2 separate regions of the Homo sapiens genome follow, and region 1 is linked to region 2. The links are chromatin loops, found by intact Hi-C in ENCODE. Cell type or tissue: OCI-LY7. All regions are shown on one strand. Links, peaks and the distances in the headings refer to the core of each region. The heading gives the core; the rest is flanking DNA.

Region 1 (11,631 bases), core at 1-8,000, 330 kb after region 2:
TATGGTGAAGCATGCACTTTAATATGCTTTTAACACTAGGTGACCAAATCACAGTGAAGCCGGGCACTGCATTCTCCTTGGGCTGTGCTCCACGCGGGTGGGTGGGAGCTGTCTTCTGAGTACATCCGGAAGGGCTGAGCAGGTGAGTGCCCTGAGCATCCTGGCTGGGCCCCACCCAGGAAGATCTTCCTTCTCAGATCCACGTTTGGCTCTAAATTGCTTCAAGTAGAGATTCATTCTTTGAGGTTGAAAAAATAGTTTATAGTAAAACGAAGGCCTAATTCATGGAAGCATCATTAGTCATCAATACCTTCTCATAAAATAGATGGGCCAGATTTCCACCACCGCCTGCCTCCTCTAACTTGGGTGATGCCAGTAGGTTTGAAGGGGGCAGAGCACTGCAGGGGGAGGGGGGGGTCTAGGCTGTGAGAGGACAGGGTGGAGAGGAGGAGAACCCTGAAGGAGAGACGGAAGATGCCAGGACCTTTGCTTGGACAGCCATTGCCCTTCCAGGAGACCCTGGAGTGTACTGAGGGTTGCTGGACTGTTCCACCCAGAGGAGCAAGGCTGTACAATGAGGGTCTGAATCTGGCACACCTGTCCCTTATGTAAAAGGAGTCGTGGTCACAAGACCCTGGGCTGGTTAGCCTCTCCCGACCTCATTCCATTTCTATCTTCTGACCTTGCCTCTCATCTTTAAAATAACCCTCATGGGGTGCCCCTCCACCTTCCTCTGGAATCCAAGTATTCCTGTTTCACATTTGCCCCAAATCTTTGCTGTGGAATTGGGAAATCAAACCAGAGTCCTCCTCGCCTGATTTCCAGCTCAGGAAGGGCCTGCTGGCCTGCCCTGTTCCCAGTTACACTTTCAGATCCCTTTGTGCTCAAGATCTCAGAGGGGGTGGCTTTTTGTTAAAGAGCCTTCAGTCGCAATGCTACCCAGCACCCCATGTGCCAAAAGAAACCAGCTCCTGTGTCAAAGGGCTTCCAAACCTGATCTCACTCTCAACAGGCGATGGTGCTGATGTTTCAAGAATTGTGTTTTTATAAAACAGAGGTCTCAGCATAGTCACTCTTCACATAGTGCCTTACCCATGGGTATCGTCATATCCGGGTCCCAGTTCAGTTTGTCTGCACAGCAGCCACCCTGCCTGGCAACAGAGACCCCAAGACCTACACAGTGAACCCTACTGCCCCAAAGGCGTTCTCCAGGTGACTTGTGAAAACAGACCTCCGGGGAAGTGATTTATTGGGGGTGTACACTGGGGGCAATATGGTTTAGCACTGAATTCAATTTGTCCTTAGGTCTATGAGTGAGTCCGATCTTTTCTTGTGAAAGGTTTTGGGCATCGTACAACCCACTCTGCCTAGAAGGTGTGGAGGACTCACCACGGGCAGGGTCGCCCTGGCCCACAGCACGTGAGCCTGCACTCACTGCGGCCTTTGTAACAAAACCAGTTGTGGTCCTCAGCATTTGAAGCAGCTGCATACTTCAGAGTAAACTATTTTTCATTATTTAGTTTTGTCACAAGAAATCGACCATTGTACTACTCTCACTTACAGCAGTTAAACAGCATAGAACTAAAAACCTGTCTGCATTTCCATTTTTTCTTTCTGTATGGTTGTGGGTTTTAGGACATAGGGGGTTAGGAGAAGGGGTTTCTTGATCATGTCATGAATTCTCCTTTGTCCTGTTTCTCCTGTTTCATTTCTCCTCCGCCTGCTGTATATTACCTGAGCTGGTGTTGTATCTTCAAGTCCATATGCGTATTTGCAGACCTTTCCTGTTCCCACTCTTGTTGGCTCTTCTGATTTATGCACAGATGGTTCCCAGCATGTGTCCAGTGCTTCATGGATGGGACCATCCCAGCAACTAATCAGACTTCCTGCCAGTGTCCTAACCCCCAGGGCACCCTGTTCAACCATATTTAAAAATTGGAATTTGTATAAAGTTGCTTCCAAGTTTTATAATGCATCATTTTACATCTTTTGTAATTAAAAGCATCACAATGAGGTTGTCTCTGCATTTGGTGGTGTTTTTCTTCACTTGGGTGAGGGGTTGGTGGGGAGCCTTAATCTCACCGCCTCCTGCACGGCTCAGCCTGCAGCTAGGATTTGGAGCCTTGGCAAGGCAGGCCCTGTACCAGCTGTGGGTCAGGCCTTCTTGTGATACGTGAAGGGGCACTCAGTTCCCTTAGCTGGAGGCAGCTGGGTCTCCTGCCCCCACAGCCAGCACCCGCTCCACACCCCTGCCCACGGCCCTTCCTCCACCAGATACTCTGTCCTGGGTTGGCCTCTAGCCCTGTCCCTTCCCCAGACCCCCATCCCAGCAGGGTTCAACGCGAACAGCCACATCTAGCACTTGTCATAAAGGTGACTGTCTCCTGAAATCCTACCTGGAAATCCTGTTTCTGACTTTAACTTCCTGAGCCCCCATTTCCACTCTGGTCTACACACACCCTGTTCTTTGACCGCACTGAGAATTCTTCCGTGTCCCCTCTTCTCAGCCTGCCCGTCCTCTCCTAGCTTCCCTTGCTTCTGCCCGGGCCCACCTGGCTCGTGGCCTCCGTGGCACCCCCAGGCCCCTTCTCCTGCCACCACGCCACTCTTCCTCCTCAAGACCTGCCACCACGTCACTCGGGCTGAGCTTTCTGTTGCTGGGAGCCCTGCGGGAAGAACCAGCACTTCCAGGCTGTGCTGACCCAGCCCTCTCCTGCCACGTGGGGCACCCACGCCCTCCTCTCCTCAAGGCTCATCAGACCACATGAGGCCTTCTTGCCTCCCATCCAGGCCACCTGGGCCAGCTCCCGCCGTGTCCCAGCTGCTCCCCATTCCGTCCCATGGCCCGTCGCGCCTTCCCCAGCGTCCCTATGCCTTACGAGGTCCTGTTTCCACGTCAACCTGACCTTCCGCAAGGACTTGCTGATGTTCTAGGGCCTTCTACTTAGCCCTCTCTGATGGCACCTCCCCATCAGCCTGTGAAGATGCCCAGTCTCCTTCCTCAGAACAAACAGAAAACTCTCCTTTCCCCGCCGGCTACCCCTCATGCCACAGCCCTGTGTCCTGCCTCTCCTGGAGGAGCACTCCTGCTCAGCCTCCTTCTGCCCGCAGCCCCAGGGAGCCCTCCAGGATTCCCTACTCTCCTGCCTCTGTCCAAGGCCCTCTGATGTCAGCCGCATCCTGACCCTTTGGCCACTCTCTCCCCTCCGAAATCCTCTCTGGCTCCAGTAAGGCTTTTCTGCATATTCTACCACCCAGGCCATGCCTGTCTCCTATCATCCTCCCCCTCCACCATCATCTTCTTTCCATCGACCTCCCAAACCAACTTCTCCAGCCCTCCAAGCAGACGACCCTCATACTTAGCCCTCTCCCCACCTGCCTATCAGCCAGTGCTCATGCCCACCCCACCCCTTGTTTTCTGGAGATCCGGGTCCACCTGCAATTGACATCCAGCTTCCCCACAGGGCTCCAAACTCTGCAAGCACAGGGGCATGTTTACTTGTATGCCACTTCCCCAGCACCTGGCACACAGTAGGGGCTCGAAAAATCCGCAAATTCTTCCGAACTGTTGACAGCAGCTTCCTTCTCTTGGAGCTCAGCCCCCATCACCGCCATGGAGCTGGAGACCAGGTGTCCTCCAAACACCTCCTCTTCCTCACCTCTCCTCCTCCTGCACACCCCAACTCCTCCACACCCACTCCCCCTCTACAATCCTCCTCCTCCTCAACCCTCCTCCTCACCCCTCCTCCTCCACAATCCTCCTCTTATTCCACACCCCTCCTCCTCCAACCCCTCCTCCAAAGCCCTCCTTCTCCTCCACACCCCTCCAAATTCCACAGCCCTCCTCCACCTCTACACCCACTGCTCCTCCACAATCCTCCTCCACACCCCTCCTCCTCCACAATCCTCCTCCACACCCCTCCTCCTCAATCCTCCTCCACACCCCTCCTCCTCAATCCTCCTCCACACCCCTCCTCCTCCACAATCCTCCTCCACACCCCTCCTCCTCCACAATCCTCCTCCACACCCCTCCTCCTCAATCCTCCTCCACACCCCTCCTCCTCCACAATCCTCCTCCACACCCCTCCCCCTCACCCCTTCTCCTCCACCACACCCCTCCTCCTCCACACCCCTCCTCCGCCTCACACCTCCCTCACCCCTCCTCCTCCACACCCCTCCTCATCCTCCACACCCCTCCTCCGCCTCACCCCCCTCCTCCTCACCCCTTCTCCTCTCCACATCCCTCCTCCTCAACCCTCCTGCTCCACATCCCTCCCCCTTCACACCCCTCCCCCTCCCCCTTCACACCCCTCCTCATCCTCCACACCCCTCCTCCTCACCCCTCCTCCTCCTCACCCCTCCTCCTCCACACCCCTCCTTCTCCTCACCCCTCCTCCTGTGCCATCTTTTCAAACACAGGATACTTTAATCTTGAAAAGTACTGAATTTGTATACTTGTTTTGAAATACTAAATTTTCGATCTGGAAGGAATGATTTTAGATCTTATTTTGGGCCAGGCACAGTGGCTCATGACTGTAATCCCAGCACTTTGGGAGGCTGAAGCCGGAGGATCACCTGAGGTCAGGAGTTCGAGACCAGCCTAGACAACATGGTGAAACCCCATCTCTACCAAAAATACAAAAATTATCCGGGTGGGCGTCTGTCATTCCAGCTACTGGGGAGGCTGAGGCAGGAGAATTGCTTGAACCCAGCAGGCAGAGGTTGCAGTGAGCAGAGATCACACCACTGCACTCCAACCTGGGTGACAGAGCGAGACTCTGTCTCAAAAAAAATTAAAAATAAAAATAAAAAAAGATCTTTTTGGTCCATTTTACCTAATAAAGCTGTATGGTAGGCAGGTATGGAAATTGGGGTTTACAATAAACCAGCTATATGCTGCTATGTCCTCATGTGGACACTAGGTGGAGCTGCAACTATAAGAGTGGCTCTTAGGACCCAGAACAGGACAGAGAGCCCCGGACCCCCTCAACTTTAGCCCTTGAACTGGGCTGGCAGTGGTGTTGGCTAGAATTGAATTGTATGATATGGAGTAATAAGTATCCTTAGTGACCACCCAGACTACCAGACACTGCACCGTCAGAAGCATTCAAACCAGAGTGACTCCATCTTGAACAGGGGCTGTGGGTAAAATGAGGCTGAGACCTGCTGGGCTGCATTCCCCGGAGGTTAGGCATTCAAAGTCACAGGAGGAGACAGGAGATAGGCACAAGATACAGATCACAAAGATCACACTGATAAAACAGGATGCAATAAAGAAACTGCCAGAACCCGCCAAAACCAAGATGATGACGAAAGTGACCTCTGGTTGTCCTCACTGTTCATTATTCACTAACTATAATACATTAGTTGCTAAAAGACACTCCCAGCAGCGCGTGACAGTTCACAAGTGCCATGGCAACGTACGGAAATTACCCTATATGGTCGAAAAGGAAGAGGAACCCTCAGTTCCAGGAAATTCCCACCCCATTCCTGGAAAACTCATAAATAATCCACTCCTTATTTACCGTATGATCAAGAAATAACCATAAGTCTACTGAGTCGAGCAGCCCGTGCTGCTGGGGTAGCCCCTTTTTTATTCATTTACTTTCTTAATAAACTTGCTATCACTTTGTCAGCTTACTTTTGAATTCCTGCATGAAGCCAGGAATCCATGTGGCCTCCCAGGCTGAACCCTGTGACAGCACCACACACATCCCTCACATCAACCTGAAAACGAGGCAGGGCATGGAGGACTTCTTTTTTTTTTTTTTTTTTTTTTCCGAGACAGAGTCTCGTTCCGTCGCCCAGGCTGGAGTGCAGTGGTGTGATCTTCGCTCACTGCAACCTCCGCCTCCCGCGTTCAAGTGATTCTCCTGCCTCAGCCTCCCGAGTAGCTGGGATTACAGGCATGTGCCAGCACACCTGGCTGATTTTTGTATTTTTCGTAGAGATAGCGTTTCACCATGTTGGCCAGGCTGGTCTCAAACTCTTGACCTCGGGTGATCCACCTGCCTCGGCCTCCCAAAGTGCCGGGATTACAGGCGTGAACCACTGCCCCTAGCCAAGGATGACTTCTTGAGTTTACAGAAGAGGAAACAGGCCCATAGAGGCTCTGTCACCCAACTAAACAGTGAAGGCACAAAGCCTGGACCCAGTGGGCCTCACATCAAGGCCTCCTGACCTCACCAGCCCAGAACCCAGGGCTCCAAAGTGCATCCTTCAGGATCTGCTCACAAGTTTCCCTCCCCTGTGCACCCCCGGCCCCCGACTACGCCCATCACCAGGGTGAGGGGTGCGGAAATGAATCGCACCCTTCACCCTGCAGAGGTGGGCTCTGAGCAGCCCCTCTGGGAAGGGTCCCCACGGATCCCAGTGAGATAGAAGCCTGGCAAAGGAACACGTGTTTTTTTTTTCTCTCTCTCTTTTCCAGACATGTATTTTAATTTTTTAAAAAAGCTTTGCTCTGATAAAAATAGTGCATGCTCATTATAAGAAATTCAAGTAACACCGAAGAGTACCAAAAACAAAAATTTCAAGTGGTCCGGAAATCCAGCACCCCAGAAATAATCATGGCTGACACCCAGGAAACATGGATGGAGACATCTCTCTACGCACATATTCAAAGGAGTTTTTTTAACCAAAATGGGCTCATACAATACATACTCTTTTTAGAAAAAGTGCCATACTTAAATTTAACAGAACAAAAGGCAACTTAAATGTAACTAAAGAAATTACCAAGCTGCAAATAATGACGCTGCTTCTTCTGGTTCTAAATTATTTCTCTAAAGGAAAGAAAAATATTAAGCAGCTGGATTCATTCTTTCAGCATGTTTCAACTATAGATGGCATCTCTTGACAACCTACGATTTAGGATAAGGAAATGAGCTCACCACCACTTCCTAGCTCCTTCCCCCTCCCAAATTTTGTGAGTTCGTGTTTTTACATTGTCAAGGTTTATACTACTTACATCCTGTCCTGTAACCATCGTTCCCACCATTGTTTGGCCTGTTGTGTGTGTATGGATTCCCTGTTCCACCGCCTGTCCTTCTAGAATGGGTTTTTCCATTCTTGGGTTATTTTCCTTCACCTCATGGCTACCTTGACTTTGTCATCAAGGAGTCTTTTCAAGGTCTGAGTTGGTCACAGTCACAGGGATGTCACTGCTGGACTGCAAGGTTGGAGACTGAACTCTGAAATGGGAGTGAGTGGGCTATATAACTGACTCAGGCTCGATGGAATTTACAGGAAAGGGACAAAGCACTGTACCCTCCATTACGATGACTTGCTAAAAACCACTGTGTCTTGAACTTGTATCTGGTGACACAGAGTTGAAGTTTTAGAATTTGGAAATAAAATGACTGGGGTGGGGTCCCAAGTACTGTGTTCAAGGAAAGGACATGCCAGGCTGCGGGACCTCAATGCCTCCTCCCCATCAACCCTTTGACAGCTGTGCCCTATCCCACCTTGGAGGCCAAAGCAACTCCCTCCTGGGTGCTAATGCGTCATGTTGACTTCTGATTAACCCCACTTCCAGGAATGCCTTTAAGATTTCTACTTTTATCTACTGTTAAGAGCACACACTTACTGTAAATATGTTATTATAAACACTGTAAATCTGTATCATAAAACTGTGGTGCTGTAAACACTATAAATATGTTATCATAACCCTATGGTATATATGCCCTGGGTCTCGGGGGGGCAACAATGTGGGGATCCACCATCTCCTGGCTGCCCGAGACATGGCTTTTGTTTCTAAGTCCCTATTAAATGTTCCTAAGCAACTGGATTTGTCAGCCTCTGTGTTCAGCCTCTCAGCTCCCTCGGCCTTTGGGATTAGGTTTGCATACACCTGCTCACCGTGCAACACCCATCTTCACTTAGAAAAATCTAACTTCTCCTTCCAGGCCTAGGTCAAGTGACACCTCCTCTGTGAAGCCTTCTGTGAGGTTTGGATTCTCATTTGCAAATATTTACTTCCCTCCCCTCCTACTGTGGGATCTCTAGGCTCTACCCCCCCATTTTTAAAAAGATTTCCCATCCGTCTAGGTGTCTCCCATCTACTTGACCCCCAAGCCCAGAAAACAGGCACCCGCAGACCTAATGGCAGGCCTTGCCAGCTGCCCCCAAGCCCCTTTGCCCTCGGGCTCGGCTACGTGATTTGCTTTGGCCGGTGACATGCTGGAGATACGACCAAACAGCAAAGCCTTGACATGGGGTCAGGAGGCCTTGGAGCCCGGCCCACTGGGTTCAGGCCCTTGCACCTTGACATGGGCTCGGTGACACGGCTCACCCTCTTGTGCTTCTGCCATTGCCACTAGCACAGCTACTCCCTGGGTAGCCCATTGGTCCCAGAAGAATGAGAGACAGGACAGACCTTAACCAAACCCATGCCCAGGAGCCATCTAGCCAGGTCCGGCTGAAATCGGCAGGGCTGCCCCAGAAATCTACAGACACGTGAGCCAAAGATAAACGCTGAGAGTAGTAAGCCACTGAATTATGGCCATTTGTTACACAGCATATATGTGACAACAGTTGACTGATACACCACCTCTGTTCATTTCCCTTTGTGCTTGAGTTGCACTTGATTTCCACGGCTTTACTTTTTTTTTTTTTTTTTTTTTTTTTGAGACTGAGTCTCGCTCTGCCACCCAGGCTGGAGTGCAGTAGTGCAATCTCAGCTCACCGCAAGTTCCACCTCCCAGGTTCACGCCATTCTCCTTCCTCAGCCTCCCGAGTAGCTGGGACTACAGGCGCCCGCCACCACGCCTGGCTAATTTTTTTTTTTTTTTTTTGGTACTTTTAGTAGAGACAGGGTTTCACCATGTTAGCCAGGATGGTCTCAATCTCCTGACCTCGTGATCCACCCACCTCGGCCTCCCAAAGTGCTGGGATTACAGGCGTGAGCCACCATGCCTGGCCAGCTTTACTGTTTTAACTGTAGAGCTGATTTTGTGGTAGAGCGTTTGCCTTCCCACTGGTCTATAAGAAACGTGACATAAGGACTACGTCTGATTCGATTCTGACTCCCCAGCACCCAATTAAATGGCAGCCAATGTCATTCTTTTTTTTGGAAACAAGGTCTTGCTCTGCTGCCCAGGCTGGAATGCAGTGGCATGATCTTGGCTCACTGCAACCTCTGCTTCCCAAGTAACTGGAATTACCAGCACGTACCCCAACACCCAGCTAATTTTTGTATTTTTAGTAGAGTCAGGGTTTCGCCCTGTTGGCCAGGCTTGACTTCCCGGCCTCAAGTAATCTGCCCGCCTTGGCCTCCCAAAGTGATTACAGGTGTGAGCCACCACACCCGGCCAATGCCATTCTTTTCATCCTTTCCATCTGTACCTTTCCAGGACAGCCCAGTCCGGGTGGAGAGGCAAAGGTCTCTGTTTCCGGAAGGCCCAGTCTGGATGGAGAGGCAAAGGTCTCTGTTTCCAGGACTTACCTGCAAGTTTGGGCAAGAAAGTTCAAAAGCCCTGAGCTTTGGTTCCCATGACTGTCCATATGGCTCATTTGCAGCGACTCCTGGACTCCTGTTTCTCCCCCATTCAAGCTTCAGATTCCTAGGAGAGAACACTGACCCAGCCAGCATGACATGGGGACCGGGTTACACTGGCCTGGCTTTTGGAAGGAGAGGGGCCCGGCAGCCACAGCTTGCGTGGCTTCGTTTGCAGCCAGTAAGACGGTCTCTGGGAGGTTGCAGAGGTTGTTAGAGGGAAGCAGCGCTTATATAGAAGCCAGCTGAGGAGGATCCCGTACTTTAAACAAGCCAGGCTTTGAGCAGGTGAGGATAGGAATCATATCAGGTTAGTCCTGGGGACTCCTGGGCTGCAGAGCTGGTGTCCTGAGAAGATTGAGGATGGGTGTTGGTGCCCTGGCCAGACCCATCAGAGAGGGGGGCGGAGGCCTGGGCAGGAACCCTCTGTGTTCAGAAAACTGTTCAATGCCCCTTTCAGAGTATGGGCTTTGTCCTTCTCAACAAACCTGCTTGTTTTATTTATGATTTCTAGCAATAAAGAACCCATTTTATAGAAAGAACAGTAAGGAAAATGATAGCTAACATTTAGGAACTGCTTCCAAGGGGCAAGCACACCCCATGAGATAGGCACCACCATTCCCATTTGATAGATAAGGAGACTGAGGCACAGAGAGGCCACTGCCTTGCCCCATCGTCACAGCTAGGAAGGGTGGAGATCACATTTGAACCCAGGTCTCTGTAACTCCAGGGCCCATGCACTTGGCTCTTAAGTAGCACTGCCTCTAGGCCTCGTTCCTATGCACACGGCCCTGTGTCCCTGTTGATTGTCTGTTGTCCTGGCACGATTATTAATGGTGCCTCCTTTCATCCTCAAAAGGGTCCTGGTTTGAGGTGTTTTTTGTTTGTTCATTTGTTTGTTTTTGTTTTGTTTTTTTGAGACGGGGTCTCGCTCTGCACCCTGGTCGCTGCACCCAGGCTGGAGTGCAGTGGCGCGATCTTAGCTCACTGCAGTCTCTGCCTCCTGGGCTCAAGTGGTCTTCAAAAGGGTCTTGTTTGGCTGACAAATTTTAAGGCTAGGTAGAGCCTACATTATCATAGCAAGATGTTGGTGGGCAGAGTTTGGGAAACCCAGCTGACAGCTGTCCCTCACTGTCCCAGAATTCTGGCATTCAGGGCTCACTCTCCCGGGGCAGTTCCACACTGTGTTAATGAGGCAGCCCTGGTTGACCCTGGATACCTGGGCACTTCCCAGAGCAGACCTCCAGGATTTCCGTTACTCCAGGGCTCTTTGTTTATATTTTGACAAAGAGCTCGTTTTTCTCCCTGACGCCAACCCCTACCTGTACTTGCGAGGTTCTTCTCCCTGTTGTCATGTACTAGCTTGGCCAGGAAAGTGGCCACTGTTCTCCCTGGTGCTCCCAGGTAAAAGCTCCTGGGCTCACATCCAGGCTCCTGGACTTCCATCCGGGCTCCTGGCCTCCCATCAAGGCTCCTGGCCGCCCATCAAGGCTCCTGGCCTCCCATCAGGGCTCCTGGCCTTCCATTCGGGCTCCTGACCTCAAATCCGAGCTCCTGGCCTCGCATCTGGGCTCCTGGCCTCCCACCCGGGCTCCTGGCCTCCCACCCGGGCTCCTGAGCTCCCAGCCGGGCTCCTGGGCTTCCATCTGGGCTCCTGGCCTCCCATGAGGGCTCCTGGCCTCACATCTGGGCTCCTGGGCTCCCAGCTGGGCTCCTGGGCTCCCAGCTGGGCTCCTGGCCTCACATCTGGGCTCCTGGCCTCCCATGAGGGCTCCTGGCCTCACATCTGGGCTCCTGGCCTCCCACCTGGGCTCCTGGGCTCCCAGCCAGGCTCCTGGCCTCACATCTGGGCTCCTGGCCTCCCATCCAGGCTCCTGGCCTTGAATCTGGGCCCCTGGCCTCACATCTGGGCTCCTGGCCTCCCATCAGGGCTCCTGGACTCCCATCTGGGATCCTGGCCTGGAATCCAGGCTCTTGGCCTCCCATCCAGGCTCCTAGTGCTGGCTCTGCCTTCTCTTTTGGAGCGGGTGGTAGCAGTGGGGGCTGGTGAAATGTGTCACTTCCTGTCCCTGGCCCAGCTCTGAGGAGCTTCCTATGTGACCGTGACCCCTTCATGCATCTCTAGCCACTGTAGACAA
Region 2 (12,156 bases), core at 2,609-10,608:
TTTCAAGAAATGTTTCCATTTCCTTCTTAATTTCTTCATCGACCCCACTGGTCATTCCAGAGCATATTATTTAATCTCCATGTGTTTGTATATCTCCAAAATTTCTCTTGTTATTAATTTCTAGTTTTATTCCATTGTGGTCAGAGAAGATGCTTGACATTACTTCAATTTTTTTTTAATGTGTTAAGGCTTGTTGTGAGACCTAAGATATGGTCTGTCCTTGAGAATGATCCATGTGCTGAGGAAAAGAATGTGTATTCTGTAGCCATTGGATGAAACAATCTGTAAATATCTATTAGTTCCATTTGGTCAACAGTGCAGATGAAGTCCCATGTTTCTTTGTTGATTTTCTGTCCAGAAGATCTGTCCACTGCTGAAAGTAGACTGTTGAGGTCTCCAGTTATTATTGTATTGGGGTCTCTCTCTCTCTTTAGCTGTTTAGTGTTTGCTTTATATATCTGGGTGCTCTAGTCTTGGGTGCATATCTATTTAAAATTGTTATATCCCCTTGCTGAATGACCCCTTTATCATTATATAATGACCTTCTTTGCCTCTTCTTATAGTTTTTGTCTTGAAATCTATTTAGTCTGATATAAGCATAGCCACTCCTGCTCTTTACCAGTTTCCATTGGCACGGGACATCTTTTTCCATCCCTTTCTTCTCAGTTTATGTGTGTCTTTGTAGGTGAAGTGTGTTTCTTGTAGGCAATATATCACTGGGTCATGTTTTTTTGTTTGTTTGTTTTTTCCATTCAGGTACTCTGCATAACAACTGGTTATGATCAGGGCCAATGACTCCCCACCACTTCCCAGCAGATAAGGCTCAGGCATTGAAGCAGAGAGTCCCTTTGGGCCCTGAGGATGCAGGAAGTACCTGCACCCACCTAAGACCTCCATCATTGGTTCATCCAAACTACTTCCTAATGTCAGAATAAGAAACAAGTCTCTTTTGGGCTCACACAGGGTATGTGTCTCATTTTTGCTAGTTGTGTCACAGACTCAGGGCCACTAAATATGATTGGGAAAAGACCATTGGACAGTGTTGTAGGATATTGTAAGACTGGCCTAAGGAAAAGGCTAAAGGGGTGCTCATCTTAAGAATGCCAGGCTGGGTACAGTGGCTCATGCCTGTAATCCCAGCACTTTGGGAGGCTGAGGCGGGTGGATCACCTGAAGTCAGGCGTTTGAGACCAGCCTGGACAACATAGCAAGACCTCGTCTCTAATTAAAAAAAAAACAAAAAAACGAAAAAACAGACCAGGCACAATGGCTCACACCTGTTATCCCAGCACTTTGGGAGGCCGAGGTTGGTGGATCACAAGGTCAGGAGTTCGAGACCAGCCTGGCCAATGTGGTGAAACCCCATCTCTACTAAAAATACAAAAAAATGGCTGGGTGCGGTGGCTCACACCTGTAATCCCAGCACTTTGGGAGGCCAAGGCGGATGGATCACGAGGTCAGGAGATCGAGACCATCCTGGCTAACACGGTGAAACCCCGTCTCTACTAAAAATACAAAAGAAATTAGCTGGGCATGATGGCAGGCACCTGTAGTCCCAGCTAGTCGGGAGGCTGAGGCAGGAGAATGGCGTGAACCCGGGAGGCAGAGCTTACAGTGAGCTGAGATCACGCCACTGCACTCCAGCCTGGGTGACAGAGCAAGACTCTGTCTTAAAAAAAAAAAAAAAAAAAAAAAAAAATTTGTCGGGCATAGTGGTGCACACCTGTAATCCCAGCTACTTGGGAGACTGAGGCAGGAGAATTGCTTGAACCTGGGAGGCAGAGGTTGCAGTGAGCTGAGATCACGCCACTGCACTCCAGCCTGGGTGACAGAGCGACACTCTGTCTCAAAAAAAAAAAAAAAAAAAAATGCCCAGACAGAGACACTGGGGAATGGGATCAGGGAAGTGTTGACTTAAAAGAGGGAGGAGTGAAATTCAGTCCAAGAAAGTGTCAGTGAATAATTGTGAAATCAAGTATCACATGACGCATGCCCATGGAAAAAGAAAAGCTACAGCAGGAATTTTTTTTTTTTTAGAATGGATTTTTTTCATCCCCCCAAGGCCAGTATCACTTGGGATTTGTATTAATGGTTTGCATTAAGTGTGACAGAGGGAGACCCTTTAGCTTTAGGCTTTGGACCTTGTGTTCCTCCTTGGTGGATGCTGGCTTTTCTCTTAGTTCTCCTGTGCTGGCCTGAACTTCTCCAGGACTGGATAACCCAGGCCCTGTTCCAGCCCCTTCTTGCCAAGAGGAGGAAGGAGAATGGATTTACAACCTCTGGCCAGTTCCCACGCCCTATTCTGAACTGCACTATTCAAGAATACTTGTGGGAGGACACAGAGGTGCTCCAGGCTGCACAAAATGACTCAGAGGCAGCCCCAGTGTGGGGTGGTCCTTGCCAAGACACAGAGACAAGAGCGGTGCTGGGGTGGCTTGGGACAGGGTATGTTTTAGCGGGGATTTCTCTCTGTAATCTTCAATGCCCCCCAAGCTATTACAAGTAAAGACTAATTATAAAGATTGGAAGGAAAAACAAGGCAGGGAAAAAATTTAAATACATACACGCATGTATACATGCATATATATTCGTAGCCCCCTGGCTGTTTGGTTTATAGGAAGAAAATTATCCCTAAAATAATTAGTTGACTATTGGAAAGAAAAAAAAATCTTGTAACCTTCAGTAAAAGCAGTGACTCTTGGCAAGCAAAAGTGGCTTTAAGTTCCCTAACCGGCTTGTCAAACCAGACTGCTGCTCCCAAGCTACACCTATTACAAATATTAAAGCCACTAACTATGAGATTTACCGAGCCACATGGCCTGGAGATGGAAACATCCTCAGGGAATGGTCTGGTGCCAGAGACTGTTCCCTTAATGGGCTTTTACTGTTCCCTTAGTGGGCTTTTACTACTGTGTGTTTGATTCGCTTCATATACACACAGGCAACTTGAATTTTTTTTTTTTTTCCAAGACGGAGTCTTGCTCTGTTGCCCAGGCTGGAGTGCAGTGGTGCCATCTCAGCTCACTGAAACCTCAAATTCCTGGCACAAGTGATCTTCCAGCCTCAGCCTCTCAAGTAGCTGGGACTACAGGTGCATGCCCTACACCCAGCTAATATTTTTATTTTTTGTAGAGACAAGTTCTTGCTATGTTGCCCAGGCTGGTCTTAAAGTCCTGGCCTCAAGCGATCCTCCCACCTCAGCCTCCCAAAATGTTAGGATTACAGGTGTGAGCCACCACATGCCAAGCCATTAATCTTTTTTTTTTTTTGAGACAGAGCCTCACTCTGTCACCCAGGCTGGAGTGCAGTCGCATGATCTCGGCTCACTGCAACCTCCAGCTCGTGGGTGCAAGCAATCCTCAAGCCTGGCTAATTTTTTGTTTTTTTTTTTTAGTACAGACAGGGTTTAACCATGTTGGACAGGCTGATCTCAAACCCCTGACCTCAAGTGATCCACCCGCCTCGGCCTCCCAAAGTGTTAGGATTACAGGCGTGAGCCACCACGCCCAGCCCATTAATAATTTTTAAAATGCAAATGAAAGCATATATATATATATATATGTATGTATATATGTACGCACACATAATATTTATCCTATAGTATTGGGTATGGGCAAATTTTTTTAAGTGTAATAATTCACAATGGTGTTGGTAAGAAAATAATTCACTTTCACACTGTTGGTTTTAGTATAAATTGGAATATATCTTGTAGATGTAATCACAAAAATATGCCAATATATGTACAAGAATGTTTATTACAGCAATATTTATAACCAAAAACAGAAAAACAACCAAATTATTTAAATGTTTGTGGACAGAGGCCTAGCTTTAAAACATATGGAACATCTATACCTTGGAATTCTATTCAGCCATTTAAAAAAAATGAGGTTGATTTCTACATACTTTAATTAATTAATTAATTAATTTACTGGAGACATAGTCTCACTCTGTTGCCCAGGCTGGAGTCCAGCGGCACGATCTCGGCTCACTGTAACCTCCACCTCCTGGGTTCAAGCAATTCTCCTGCCTCAGCCTCCCGAGTAGCAGGGCTAATTTTTGTATTTTTAATTTAATAGAGATGGGGTTTTGCCATGTTGGCCAGGCTGGTCTCGAAATCCTGACCTCAGGTGATCCACCCGCCTCGGCCTCCCAAAGTGCTGGGATTACAGGCATGTGCCACCACACCTGGCCCCTTTTTTTTTTAATGTATATGCGTATGGTGTAGAGGCCAAGAGGATAAGTTCTTCTTGGCCTTCTGAAGTTTCCCTGAAAAATCAACTTGGAAAAGACAGGTTAATAAGAGAAAAAGCACACAGATTTATTTAACAAGTATACAATTAATGAAGATTCAAAGATACAGGTGGAATTGTCCATTTTTATGCTTAGGTTTAACAAAGTATGGAGAGCCATGTAAAAATATGATTGGGCCAGGCGCGGTGGCTCACGCTTGTAATCCCAATGCTTTGGGAGGCTGAGGGGGGCGGATCACCTGAGGTCAGGAGTTCAAGACCAGCCTGGCCAACATGGTGAAACCCTGTCTCTACTAAAAACACAAAAAAATTAGCTGGGCATGGTAGTGGGCACCCGTAATCCCAGCTACTTGGGATGCTGAGGCAGGAGAATCACTTGAACCCGGGAGGCGAAGGTTGCAGTGAGCTGAGATCATGCCATTGCACTCCAGCCTGGGTGACAGAGCAAGACCCCATCTCAGACAAAAAAAAAAAAAAAAAAAGACGTACAAATGGCCAACAGTTATGAAAATATCCTCCATCTCATTACTCATAATGGAAATGCATAGCAAAACTACAATGAGATATATCTCACCCCAGTTAAAATACCTCTATCCATGGCGAAACTCCATCTCTACTAAAAATACAAAAATTAGCTGGGTGTGGTGGCATGTGCCTGTAATCCCAGCTATTAGGGAGACTGAGGCAGGAGAATCGCTTGAACCTGGAAGGCAGAGGTTGCAGTGAGCTGAGATTGTGCCACTGCACTCCAGCATGGGCATCAGAGCAAGACTCCATCTCAAAAAAAAATAAAAATAAAAAAATAAATAAAATAAAATAAAATATATATATATATGGACAGAAAGAATATGGTCTACTGCTAATAGACTGAGTGGGGAAACCCAGCCCAGCCTGTCTCTCCAGATTCTTGGACTTTCTCTGCAGCATTCCTTCCTTCTGGGTGAGGGGCAGGGACCTGCCGGGAATGGAGGTCTTATGATCTACAGTCAAACAAGTTAAGTCAGATAATTTTTTTTTCTTGAGACTGGGTCTTGCTCTGTCACCAGGCTGGAGTACAGTGTCGTGATCACGGCATACTGCAGCCTCAGCCTTCTGGGCTAAAGTAATCCTCCCACCTCAGCCTCCCAAGTAGCTGGAACCACAGGGGTGCACCGCCACACCAGGCAAATTTTTTAATTTCTATTTTTGTAAAGACAGGGGGTCTCCCTATATTGCCCAGGCTGGTCTTGAACTCCTGAGCTCAATTAAACCTTTGCCTCTGCCTCCCAAAGTGCTGGGATTACAAGCATGAGCCACTGCACCCACCTAGATAATTTTTTTGTTTTGTTTTTATTTGAGACAGAGTCTCGCTCTGTCACCCAGGCTAGTGTGCAGTGGCATGGTCTCGGCTCATTGCAACCTCCACCTCCTAGATTCAAGCCATTCTCCCACCTCAGCCTCCCGAGTAGCTGGGACTATAGGCACACGCCACCATGGCTGGCTAATTTTTGTATTTTTAGTAGAGATGGGGTTTTACCACGTTGGCCAGGCTGGTCTCAAACTCCTGACCTTGTGTCATCTGCCCGCCTCAGCCTCCCAAAGTGCTGGTATTATAGGCCTGAGCCACTGTAGCCGGCCCAGTTAGTTTCTTTATGGGCAGTTTGACACAGAAAGGTGGAGGGGAAATTAGAGTCATTTTTTTGTTTTGTTTTTTTGAGATGGAGTCTCACTCCGTCACCCAGGCTGGAGTGCGGTGGCGCGATCTCGGCTGACTGCAACCTCTGTCTCCTGGGTTCAAGCGATTCTCCTTCCTCAGCTTCCCAAGTAGCTGGGACTACAGGCACACGCCACCACACTCAGCTAATTTTTGTATTTTTAGTAGAGATGGGGTTTTACCACGTTGGCCAGGCTGGTCTCGAACTCCTGACCTCATGTCATCTGCCCACCTCGGCTTCCCGAAAGTGTTGGGATTACAGGTGTGAGCCACTACACCCGGCCTAGAGTAGCATTTTTAAGTTTTATGGCTGACTATAGGGAAAAGGGACTCTGATTTCTATGGGTAACCGCAGGGGAGAATGGTACTGAGAGAAAGGCATGGAAGAGAAAGTCAGAGGAAAACGTTTGCTTACGAAGCTGCTGCTGAGGTTCTCATTTTAGGCTATTGTTTTCTGAGCCCCAGCAGTGGCCAGCTGTACCATAACAATCAAGATGCATTTAAAACTTTTTCTAAAAACTAGCTCTATCCTTTAACTACTGACTTAGCCAATTACCTCCTTCTTAGAGCTACTCCTTCTCTGGGATTGCCCAGGAACCTGAGGCATATGTCATGCACAAAGGAGTCCTGTGGACATTCATACCCTTTGGAGCGGAGCCCAGGAGTCCCTAGCGGTGGTCTGTGGCTGTTTCTGCCCTTGCTCTTAACCACCACAAGGTGTCACTCTTCGCTGCTCCTGCGCGTTCCCACCAAGGCGGTAACTGCTGGCCAGAGAGGAAGAATTTCCTCTGTCCCCGCACTAGCTAATCCAGAGTCCTTACCAGTTCCCAGGGCTTCATAGTACCCAGCCCTTTCAGGCCCCCGCAAAGCCTCGCCCCGCAAGCCCGCCGCCAGCCCCAGCACTATGTCAGGACTGGCTCAGAGGAACACCCATTCCAGACAATAACAACTTTTTCTTTCTTGCCCAGGTGTTTTCAACCCTTAAACCAGACTGGGCTTGTTCTATTTTTACTTTTTAAAATTTTAACTCCTCTACTATCATTCCCAAATGGGCTTGTTCTAATTCCTTCCCGGACCATAGAGCTACAAACTTCCCCGAAGAGCGACTTCCAATTGGTTTTTAGGCATCCTTGGTGTGCCTTTCATACATAAAGGTAGGTCAAGGGTTCCCTACCTTCTCTGACAATAGAGCCTGATTGTCTCCAGTTGGAGGACCAGCCCTTAAAACAGCTAAATTCCTTTTACTTTCCCTAGAGGAAGGGGAGCTCCGTGGGGAGTCAGCTACCCGGGGGCAGACTTTCTGGCATTCTTTGGAAAAGCAGTGAAAATAAAACTCACAAGTTACATCTTCAGCAGAGTATCTGCTACATATGAATATATTGTACACATATTTTTATATGGTTGCAAACATAAAACATATAGGTCCATGTCCTGATTTTTCATGTACTGCAATGTATGTTGAGTATTTTCCCATGTCGTTGTAAATTCTTCATAAGCATTATTTGCAGTGGTTGAATGATCTTTTTTCATGATAGGGTTCTATTGTAATTTTGTAATAATTTTCTTATTTTTAGACACTGATCATTTTGTTTTTTGCTGTATTGACTATTCTTATATATTTTTATATATATTTCTGATTATTTCCTTATAAGAGACCTAGTATTGAAATTACTGAGTCAAAAACATTTGCAAGTCTTTTTATTCATGCTGCAAAAAACTTCCTAGAAAGCTTGCATCATTGTGTACTATCAACACCAAGTACCATAAGGAATGCACACCTAATTGCACCCTAATCAAAAGTAATGAAAACAATTTTATAAATCTCTCTTATCAGTGCACTGGTAAAAAAGATGTTTTAATTTGCAATTAGGCTGGACGTGGTGGGTCACGCCTGTAATTCCAGCACCTTGGGGAGGCCAAGGTAGGAGGATCACCTGAGGTCTGGAGTTCGAGACCAGCCTGGCCAACATGGTGAAACCCCGTCTCTACTAAAAATTAAAAAAAATTAGCCGGGCGTGATGGCATGTGCCTATAATCCCAGCTACTCGGGAGGCTGAGGCAGGAGAATCACTTGAACCTGGGAGGTGGAGGCTGCAGTGAGCTGAGATCCCGCGATTGCACTCCACGCTGGGCAACAAGAACAAAATTATCATCTTAAAAAAAAAATCAATTAATTACTAGTATAAATTAACATTTTAAAATTTGTATTTCTGTTTTTTATAAATTGTTAGCAGTTTTTACTTATTTATTTACTTAGAGACGGAGTCTTGCTCTGCTCCCAGGCTGGAACATAGTGGCAAAATCATAGCTCACTGCAGCCTCCAACTTCTGGGCTCAAGGGGTCCTCCTGTCTTGGCTTCCCAAAGTACTGGGATTACAGGCATGAGCCATCATGTCTGGCCCTTTTACTCATTTATTTATTGGGATCTTAATTTTAAAATCCATTTGTATGACCCCTTTATTTATTGAAGATACCAATCTATTGTCTGCTATATTGTTATAAGTGTTTTCTCAATAAATATATTGCTTAATTTATAGTTTTATGAATATTTTTGTCACAGGCTGAACCCCCAATTTTGGGATTCAGTCAACCTGGGAGGCCACGTGGGTTCTTGGCTTTGCACAAGAAGGAATTCAAGAGCAAGCCAACAGAATGAAGAGAAAGCACATTTAATAAGAAAGTAAAGGACTGCTGGGCTTAGTGGCTCACGCCTGTAATCCCAGCACTTTGGGAGGCTGAGGCGGGTGGATCACCTGAGATCAGGAGTTCAAGACCAGCCTGGCCTGTTAACATGGCAAAACCCCATTTCTAGTAAAAATACAAAAATTAGCCGGGCATGGTGGCACGCACCTGTAGTCCCAACTCCTTGGGAGGCTGAGGCAGGAGAATCGCCTGAACCCGGGAGGCAGAGGTTGCAGTGAACCAAGATTGTGCCACTGCACTCCAGCCTGGGCGACAAAGTGAGACTCCATCTCAAAAAAAAAAAAAAAAAGAAGCAAGTAGAGGATTTTGGGAGGCTGAAGTGAGTGGATAACTTGAGCCCAGGAGTTCGACACCGACCTGAGCAACATACGGGGACCCTGTCTCTACAAAAACATTTAAAAAGTAGCTAGGCTTGGTGTTCTGCACCTGTAGTCTCAGCCACTTGGGAGGCTGGGGCGGCAGGATTGCTTGAGCCCAGGAGGTAGAGGCTGCAGTGAGCTATGATCATGCCACTGCACTCCAGCCTTGGCAACAGAGCAAGACACTGTCAGTAAATAAATAAAGCAAGCAAAATCCCCTGGTGACCATCCAGCAGGCTCCAGAGACAAAAACTCCTTATCTGAGGAATTTAGAAGTAATTAGACTTTCCTATTATCTAAAGACACTTGGTTCCAGGCCTCTTTTCAACTTAAAATGTGTGAGTAACTAGGATTTCTGTACATCCCCAGAATGCATGCATGCCGAAACTCATTGTTCAACCCTTGCTAACATCAAGGCAACAAAATGTCTAAAAATGTAATCATTTATCGTGCAAGTTACCCTTCATCTCCTGCTTTAGGTCCATAAATATCCCTAAGGAAAAGACCACCGCAGTGGCTCAGTGCTCTTGCTGACGTGCCCCACTGCACTTTTCTGCAACGTTCCTTCTTTCTATGGTAATAAAACCTGTACTGTTGTCAGTAAATTCTTACCAACCCTCAAGTTGAGTGTTACCGGAAAGGGGTCCCAGTCCAGACCCCAAGAGAGGGTTCTTGGATCTCGCTCAAGAAAGAATTCAGGGTGAGTCCATAAAGTGAAACCAAGTTTATTAAGAAAGTAAAGGAATGGGCGGGGCGCAGTGGCTCACTTTTGTAATCCCAGCACTTCGAGAGGGCAAGGCAGGCAGATCACGAGGTCAGGAGTTCGAGACCAGCCTGGCCAACATGGTGAAACCCCTTCCCTACTAAAAATACAAAAATTAGTTGGGTGTGGTGGTGGGCGCCTGTAATCCCAGCTACTCGGGAGGCTGAGGCAGGAGAATCGTTTGAACCCGGGGGGCAGAGGGTGCAGTGAGCCGAGATCGTGCCATTGCACTCTAGCCTGGGCAACAGGGTGAGACTCTGTCTCAAAAAAACAAGAAAGAAATATATTCATGTACATTTCCAAATTTCCGATAAAACAACGTAGGGTCCATGCACTATAGTCTATTTGTGGTTTTCTCCACCTCACTTTAGCCCCTTCTCAAGACCCTAAAACTACTGGAGGCAGTGAGCTACTGGGGAGTTCCTGAAGGGCGAGCACTTTTTCCACTCATTTCTAAAATAAAAAGTTATGAAAAAAATAATAATTTTTATCTGACTAATGCAAATCCTTTTTTTTTTTTTTTAAGAAAGGGTCCTGCTTTGTTTCCCAGGCTGGAGTGCAGTGGCATGATCACAGCCCAGTGCAGCCTTGACCTCCTGGGCTCAAGCGATCCTCCCACCTCAGCCTTCTGAGTAGCTGGGACTACAGATGGGCACCACAACACCTGGCTAATTTTTTATTTATTTATTTGTAGAAAAGAGGTTTCTTGACTGTGCGCGGTGGCTCACGCCTATAATCCTAGCACTCTGGGAGGCCAAGGTGAGGTGGACAACTTGAGGTCAGGAGTTCGAGACCAAGGTGACAACATGGTGAAATCCCCGTCTCTACTAAAAAGACAAAATTAGCAGGGGGTGGTGGTGCATGCCTGTAATCCCAGCTACTTGGGAGGCTATTATTTTTAGTAATAATAATAATTTAGTAATTTTTGTATTTTGTATTTTCACCATGTTGGTCAGGCTTGTCTTGAACTCCTGACCTCAGGTGATTCACCCACCTCGGCCTCCCAAAGTGCTGGGATTACAGGTGTGAGCCACCACGCCCCGCCACCAAAACCAGTTTTATTGAGGCAGCAGTGTTACCGCTCTGTAACTGCTCCTGCAGGAAGAGCTAGCCCATAGTCAGTGTGTGGAGAGTAGCAGCTAAGGGGCAGTTCCACAGTCATATTTATACCCACTTTTAATTACATGCAAATTAAGGGATGGGTTTTTCAGAAATTTCTAGGAAAAGGGTATAACTCCCAGGTTGTTGCCATGGAAAGGGGCAGTAACTTCTGGGTGTTGCCAGGGCACTGGTAAACTGACATGGCACTGGTGGGCATGTGTTATGGAGAGGTGCTTTCCCCTCTTCCCTGTTTCAGCTAGTCTTCAATCTGGCCTGGAGTACAGGCCTGCCTCCTGCCTCACAACTGCTGCTAATCAGGATGTATACTGAGGGTAACTTGACTCTATGCTCCCAGTTTGCAATATCTAGCTTGGCCCAAATAGATCCTCTGTCTTACTATTGTTATTTATTTTTTTTTAAGAGAAAAGGTCTTGCTCCTGTTGCCCAGACTGGAGTGCAGTGGCAGGATCTTAGCTCACCATAACCTCGAACTCCTGGGCTCAAGCAATCCTCCTGCTTCAGCCTCCTGAGTAGCTGGGACTACAGACATGAGCCACCATGCCTGGCTAATTTTTAAATTTTTTGTACAGATGGGGTTTCACTATGCTGCCCAGGCTGTTCTCAAACTCCTGGCAAGCAATCCTCCCAACTCAGCCTCCCAGAATCCTCGATTACAGGAGTGTACCACTATGCCCAGCCCCAGATAAATTCTCTACTTATATTAATTTTGCTTCAGCTTCCTTCTAGGTTGACAGTTCCCAGTTGACTCTCAAAATGTTTGTGAAATTAAGCAATTTCACTGGGGCATGGTGGCTCACACCTGTAATCCCAGCACTTTGGGAGGCCCAGGTGGGCAGATCTCTTGAGGTCAAGAGTTTGAGACCAGACTGGCCAACATGGTAAAACCCTGTTTCTACTAAAAATCCAAAAAAAAAAAAAAAAAAAAAAAGTCAACCAGGCATGGTAGCGCACGCCTGTAATCCCAGCTACTCGGGAGGTTGAGGTGGGAGAATCACTTGAACCCAAGAGGCGGAGGTTGCAGTGAGCCGAGATCATGCCACTGCCCTTCAGCCTGGGCAACAGAGAGAGACTTCATTTAAAAAAAAAAAGGCAATTTATTTAGTGATGTAAAAGTTTTCATGGATATATAAGGGAATCAGGGAGTCCTCAAGGCGGAAGAAGGTGAAGGAACAGAGCAGGGGAGGAAGAGGAGGGAGGAGAATCTCCCCCAGGCTGAGCAGACCAGGGCACTGAGCTCCAGATGTTTGCACCCCTCCTTTGTTTTC

What was found. A loop is a pair of places that touch in the nucleus more often than their neighbours do. Peaks named below come from ENCODE experiments on the same cell type or tissue, not always from the same donor. Only the 100,000 strongest peaks of a DNase experiment are listed, where the experiment ranks them.
Region 1: it touches region 2 in a loop (3-fold over the local background); 3 of 110 quality-filtered maps call a loop at or near these places.

The regions. Positions count from the first base shown.
Region 1 is chr15:90,643,320-90,654,950 of GRCh38, forward strand. CRTC3 (CREB regulated transcription coactivator 3) reads left to right here. Exons shown (of 15, transcript NM_022769.5): 15 at 1-2,026. All of the region lies in intron 2 of CRTC3-AS1 (CRTC3 antisense RNA 1), which reads right to left. Among named protein-coding and RNA genes, the nearest start is that of LINC01585, 11 kb to the right of the region's middle. RefSeq lists a silencer at 3,285-3,468 and an enhancer at 11,282-11,481. In OCI-LY7, for the core only: CTCF peaks have their summits at 4,922 (motif pointing right) and 5,140; a DNase peak (open chromatin) is centred at 4,932.
Region 2 is chr15:90,313,542-90,325,697 of GRCh38, forward strand. No RefSeq gene overlaps it. Among named protein-coding and RNA genes, the nearest start is that of ZNF774, 33 kb to the right of the region's middle. RefSeq lists an enhancer at 6,513-6,622. In OCI-LY7, for the core only: CTCF peaks have their summits at 6,648 (motif pointing right) and 6,849; a DNase peak (open chromatin) is centred at 6,670.